Regions from separate parts of the Homo sapiens genome. Here region 2 is linked to region 1. The links are chromatin loops, found by intact Hi-C in ENCODE. Cell type or tissue: OCI-LY7. All regions are shown on one strand. Links, peaks and the distances in the headings refer to the core of each region. The heading gives the core; the rest is flanking DNA.

Evidence for each region. Peaks named below come from ENCODE experiments on the same cell type or tissue, not always from the same donor. Only the 100,000 strongest peaks of a DNase experiment are listed, where the experiment ranks them.
Region 2: it touches region 1 in a loop (4-fold over the local background); 3 of 110 quality-filtered maps call a loop at or near these places.

What each region holds. Positions count from the first base shown.
Region 1 is chr3:67,818,231-67,821,161 of GRCh38, reverse strand. The region is part of intron 3 of SUCLG2-DT (SUCLG2 divergent transcript); the gene reads right to left. Among named protein-coding and RNA genes, the nearest start is that of SUCLG2-DT, 160 kb to the right of the region's middle. In OCI-LY7, for the core only: CTCF peaks have their summits at 1,319 and 1,520 (motif pointing left); a DNase peak (open chromatin) is centred at 1,521.
Region 2 is chr3:68,016,009-68,018,939 of GRCh38, reverse strand. The region is part of intron 2 of TAFA1 (TAFA chemokine like family member 1); the gene reads right to left. Among named protein-coding and RNA genes, the nearest start is that of TAFA1, 13 kb to the right of the region's middle. In OCI-LY7, for the core only: CTCF peaks have their summits at 449, 1,474 and 1,680 (motif pointing right); a DNase peak (open chromatin) is centred at 1,659.

The sequences.
Region 1 (2,931 bases), core at 259-2,758:
CCATTTTCTACTTTGTCTCTTCCTTCTTTCCTTCCTTCCTTCCTTCCTTCCTTCCTTCTTCCCTCCCTCCCTCCATGTCTGTCTGTCCTTCCTTCCTTCCTTCCTTCTTTCCTTCTTTCTTCCTTTCATATATGGGAGGGACATCACAGTTTTGATCCCTAGCTACTTCCTGGCCAGGCTGTCAGGCTGCAGTGGCTGCCTTTTTCCAAGACCACAGCTGCTGTTTGGTGGCAGCAAATATTCCCTGATGTCACTAGCCATGGAGTCCTACACCACTGTTTGTGAGTCTCTCTTAACACTGCCCATACCTATCTAATGTCTCCTTCATTAAACTTAACTCAATTATCTCATTTGAATATTTTATCTGTTTCCTGCTGGGACACTAACCTAGCAAGTGAATTGGTCCTGATTGGTAAATGAGTTCCAGAAAGGTGACTTGAAGTGGAGGAAGGAGAATAGTAGCGATGAAGGGAGAGAAACCTCCAAGACAACATGCTGCTATGGTCCTTGGCTGTCCTCTAGGAAAGCAGCACTACTCCCTAAGCCATCTGTCTTAGGTTACAGTGTTGCAGAAATTAAGAAAATGACATTGGGTGTCATTGGGAGCTTGGAAATGACAGGCAGTATGAAGTTAATGGAGTTATGGAAAGAACCCAGGATTGAGAGTCACACAAACCAGGGTCTGTTACTTAATATCTGTGTGGCCTAGAAAAAGTGGCTTAAATCTTTGAGCCTCACTTTTTTTCATGTATTCAAAAAGATAATAATATCCACATCTTGGTGATTTTGTGTGATGGTTAATTATTAAGATAACACAATGCATCTAGGACAGGGTCCAGAGCTTTCCAGTTTCTTGGTGACTGTTAGCTCCCTTCTTCCTTCTCTGCTTCCAAGTAACTGAACAAGTCATGGGATGCCAACGCCTGGGAAAGTTTATGCTCCTAGAACAGAAACGTGTTTAGTGGCATGATGGTGCTGCATTATTGCTTTACTAATAACCGGCTATGGTGCACAGTACCCTGCACTGGCATCAGAACTAGATTAAAGATTTAGATAATCAACAAAGCCCGTTGATTTTTTTTTAACATACTTGTCTTCTCTGAGCCCCAGTAACCCATAAGTAAAGGGAAGCATTTGGGCCAGATCAGCTCTTCCTAAAATACGAGTCACAGTCTGAAATTGAAAGGGAGACAAGGGCATAAGGAGGAGAGTATGTTCCCCCTCAACTTCCAGAATGAAAAGATAGAAGGCAATAGAAATGACAGCAGTCCATTTAATTATCTGTAGCAAAAATAATGTGCTGGTAGGTCATAAGCTGGAAACTTTTGCAGATGTGTTTTGTTTGACCTGCATATTGGTGTTTCAAAATTTTGCATTATTTGACAACATTTAAAAGTCAGGAGACATGATATGAAAATTGAGATTGCCAGCTTCTCTGGAAAATCTAGTCATACACCCTCCCCTACTATACAAATTTCTGCAGGGTAGTAGTGGCCAGAGCTGAGAAAGTGCTGCCACCTACAGAAAGAACCTGAGCCCTCCTGTTGGTCACAGTCTTCATCTAGCTCACTTTTCCAGTCTGTATGTTACCTGGCAGAATCTTGAGGACATTCGAGTGCTTGATGCTTAATAAATTAAGAAATGTAGGTAGCAATGTAAATGGTTCTGATAGATTAAAAATTGCCTTTTATCTTCACTAAAATAGAAAGTAAAAATAAGCACCAAGGACACATTGGTATAATACAACTCAATACAAATCAACTAATAGCAAAGTATGGACCTTTTTCAGGACTTAATATAAGCAAACTGTAAAAATCTAAAATAATTCATGAGGCACTCAGGGAAATTTGAACATTGAGCGAATATTTATGGCATTTGGGAACTACTCATATATTTGATGTTGTAACAATGACACTGCTATTTTGGCTTTTTTATTGTTAATACATTTTATTTTTTGAGCAGTTTTAGGTTCACAGCAAAAAGTGCAGAAAGTGCAGTGAGTTCCTATCTACCTCCTGCTTCCCGCCCACCCCACACACACAACATACCCTACTCTCTACATCATACACTAGAGTGTATATTTAATGCAACCAATAAACCTACACTGACACACCATTTTCACCCAAAGTCCACAGTTTACATTAGGGATCACTTAGTGTTGGACATTCTGTGGGTTTGGACAAATGTATAGTGACATGTATTCACATTAAAGTATCATGCAGAATAATTTAACTGCCCTAAACATCCTCTATGCTCTCTGTCTATTCATCTGTCCCTCTCATCTAAGCCCTGTCAACCACAACACTTTTTACTGCCTCCAGTTTTGTTCTTCTCTTTTGATATTGGGTTGGCTATTCTGGGTATTTTGCTTCTCCATAGAAACTTTAAAATCAGTTTGTTGATAACCACACTTGATCATGGTGCATAATTATTTTTATACATTGTTGGATTGAACTTACTAATATTTTGTTAAGGATTTTTGTACCTATGTATGTGTGAGGTATTACTCTTTATGGTTTTTCCATGTAATATCTTTGTCTAATTTTTGTACTGAAGCAGTGTTGGCCTCTTAGACTGAGTTAGAAACTATTCACTGTTTTAATCTTCTGGAAGAGATTGTAGAGAATTGGTATGATTTCTTTTCCTTAAATGTTTGGTATAATTTAGCAGTGAACCCCTCTGGGTCTGGTGCTTTTATTTTTAAAGGTTAAAGGTTATTAGTTATTGATTCAATGTCTTTAATAGATATTGGCTTATGATTGCCTCTTTCTTGTTGTGTAACATTTGACACGTTGTATTCCTCAAGAAATTGTGTCCATTTCATCTAGATTATCAAGTTGTGAGCATAGAACTGTTCATAATAACCTTTTGTTATCATTTTAACATCAACGGGTTCTGTAGTAATATCCCCTCTTTAATGTATGGTACTAG
Region 2 (2,931 bases), core at 200-2,699, 200 kb before region 1:
TGGTTCAGACCAAATGTCATATCATAAGAAACATCCCATGTTAAGGCTTGTATACAGCAAGCACTCAGTAAACCGAGCCATTATTCAGAAGCTGGCAAAACTCCCAACTTGCCCTCCCAAGCTAGGTGACCTTAAACAAATCCATTAACATATTCTTTTACATTTTTGTTACTAGAAAAGTGGGAAGATGCTCTACCTCATGAGGATATTGTGAGGTTTAACTGAAATATCAAATGCTTAAGATCGTTCCTTCATTTAGCAAGTATTTATTTGGCCCTCACTGTGTGCCACACTGTTTCAGGCATTTGTCAGACTGCTGGGTTCCTTACCCTCACATAGCTTGTGATGTGGTAGGGAAATCAGAGTTATACCAGGGACTATAGTAAAGTGTCATTTCTATTACTACTGGGTAACTGTAGTCCTCCGCCCCTAGGAGGTGCAATAAACCATTTGTTGGATATAAATATTAAGTTTGTTGTAAGTTAAAAATAATTACTATCTTAGGTTTGAGTTAGAGTTATGCAGCTTCCTTTAATACAATAACCAGATGTTTGAAATCAACAGTTATGACACATCTTGCCTTTCATTGCACAAAGATAACAATAATTCAAAGGTGTGAAAGGCCCCACAGGGCTCAGAGAGTCTGGCCAGAATATGGTTGCCACTTCTTTGACAATTGGCTGACTTGTGTTCCATAGAGACTCTCATTGTGACACTGGGGCTCTTTCCATCCATCTCCATCTGTGATCATCAATGTACACTGATAAGGCAGCCTTGAGATTGTAAAACTAAGTAATTAAGAAATAAAATCTTGTTTTCCCTTTAATTGGAATGATACAAAAGTTTCTCTAACTAGTGCAGGGCCTCTAGCCATCAAGGTCTGCTACCCCATCCTTTTACACTTACCTGTCTCTAAGTCTTTACTTGTTCTGTTCCTTTGTGTTAAATAAACCACCCTTCTGTTCTTCTAGCTGACTTCCTACCCAACCTTCAAAGTCCAACACAAAATCACCTCCTTCATGAGGGCTTCCCAAATCTTCTCTGCTCAGAATGAATTGCTTCCTGCTTTATGATTACATAGTACCCTATTCAGTTATGACCCATAACACAAGCAGCTTTGCATCTTAGACACAGAGTTAGAGAAGAATCAGGCGAGGACTCAAAACTTTCTGGAGGTAATACAAAGTAAGTTTTTCAACTCTCAGAAGTTGACAGAACTGTCTAAAGCTGCACTATCTTAAACAGTAGCTATTGGACCCATGTGGCTCTTTAAATTTCAATTTGATTTAATTAAACTTAGGTCATTTTCTTCTTTTTTAATGAAAAAAACTTCATGGCACACATTTTTTGGATAGAAGAGATACTCTGAAGATGGTTAGCAAATTAACCCACATAAGGGATGGTCAATGACTCTCAACTTGCATGCCAGTGTCAATCATTTGACAGGGAGTGCCTGGAGAAAGATTGAAAAAGATTCTAAAATCACATCTAGGCTCTGTGTGAGCAACTGCTGTGACTGATTAACCTAAGCTGGTGATAGATAGAAGTCTGGAGATTGGCAACATGCACGCCATAAATTTGCTCTTACTTCTAAACAATCCTGCAAGCAACTGTCAAAAGTGTTGCCCTACAAATGTTCACCCAGTGACCTAGATTCTCAAGCACCTGTCCAGTAGGTGGCATCTTGCATGTTCATCAGATAAAGAGATGTAAAAAGCTACAAAACCAATTCATTTTAATAAGACCCCCATCCGGGAAGCTTCCAAGTAACATGTACTCATGTCTTATATCTTATCATTTTATTTCACAATAGGGGATTTATTGATTTATTTATACTTTTTGCTATGCCACATATTTTTAAAGTCGCAATTTTTATAAAGGGCTGACCTCTAGTTACCATTTCTCTATAGAACAGTGGTGTTCAAACTTTCCTTGACCACAGCACACTCAGTAGTTGAAATATCTAATTCCTGTCTTCACTTTCCAGTGGAAAAGTGCTTAAGTAATAAATACTTAGAAGAAAATTTGTATGAATCACAAATTATTTTTCATACAATAAGAAAGACCTATTAACATGCTCTTATATTATAAAATGATGCCCTATGAACCAAAAAATAAGATAAATATTATGGGTCATGAGAATATGTTGCAGAGGTTTGCAGGCAGTGAATGTCACCAACAATGTCACCATACATCACCATACAAGCAAATTTTAAGATAATTACAAATACAGTCATGTATCGCTTAACAACAGGGATATGTTCTGAGAAATACATCATTAGGTGATTTTGTCATTGTGTGAACATCAGAGTGTACTTACACAGACCTAGATGAGATAGACTACTACCCACCTAGGCTATATGATATAGATTATTGCTCCTAAGCTACAAGCTGTATAGCACATCAGGGTACAGAATGTTGTAGGAAATTGTAGCACAACGATAAGTATTTGTGTATTTAAACCTAACTCTAGTACCTAAGTGATGAAATAATCTATACAACAAACCCCCATGACACAAGTTTACCTATATGACAAACCTGCATATGTACCTCTGAACCTAAAGCAAAAGTTTAAAAAGCCTAACTAAACCTAGAAAAGGTACGGTAAAAATATGGTATTATAATTTTATGGGACCACTGTGGTATAAGCCATTCATCGTTATGCAGCACATGACTATACATGTTTTAGCAATAGGAATATAGATAAAATATTTTCTGAACCACAATTAAGCAATGTCTTAAAGTCTAGTCTTCAGCAAATTTAAAATCCAAAATATGTAAATATCCATCATTACAGACTACAGGGTTAACCCAATCGTCCACAGCAAACTTAATTGATAATGATGAAACTAAACCACTACTAATTTATAATTAAAAAACAAGGACCACAGCAATTGAAAATCACTAATAACTCAAGACAACACTCATGAC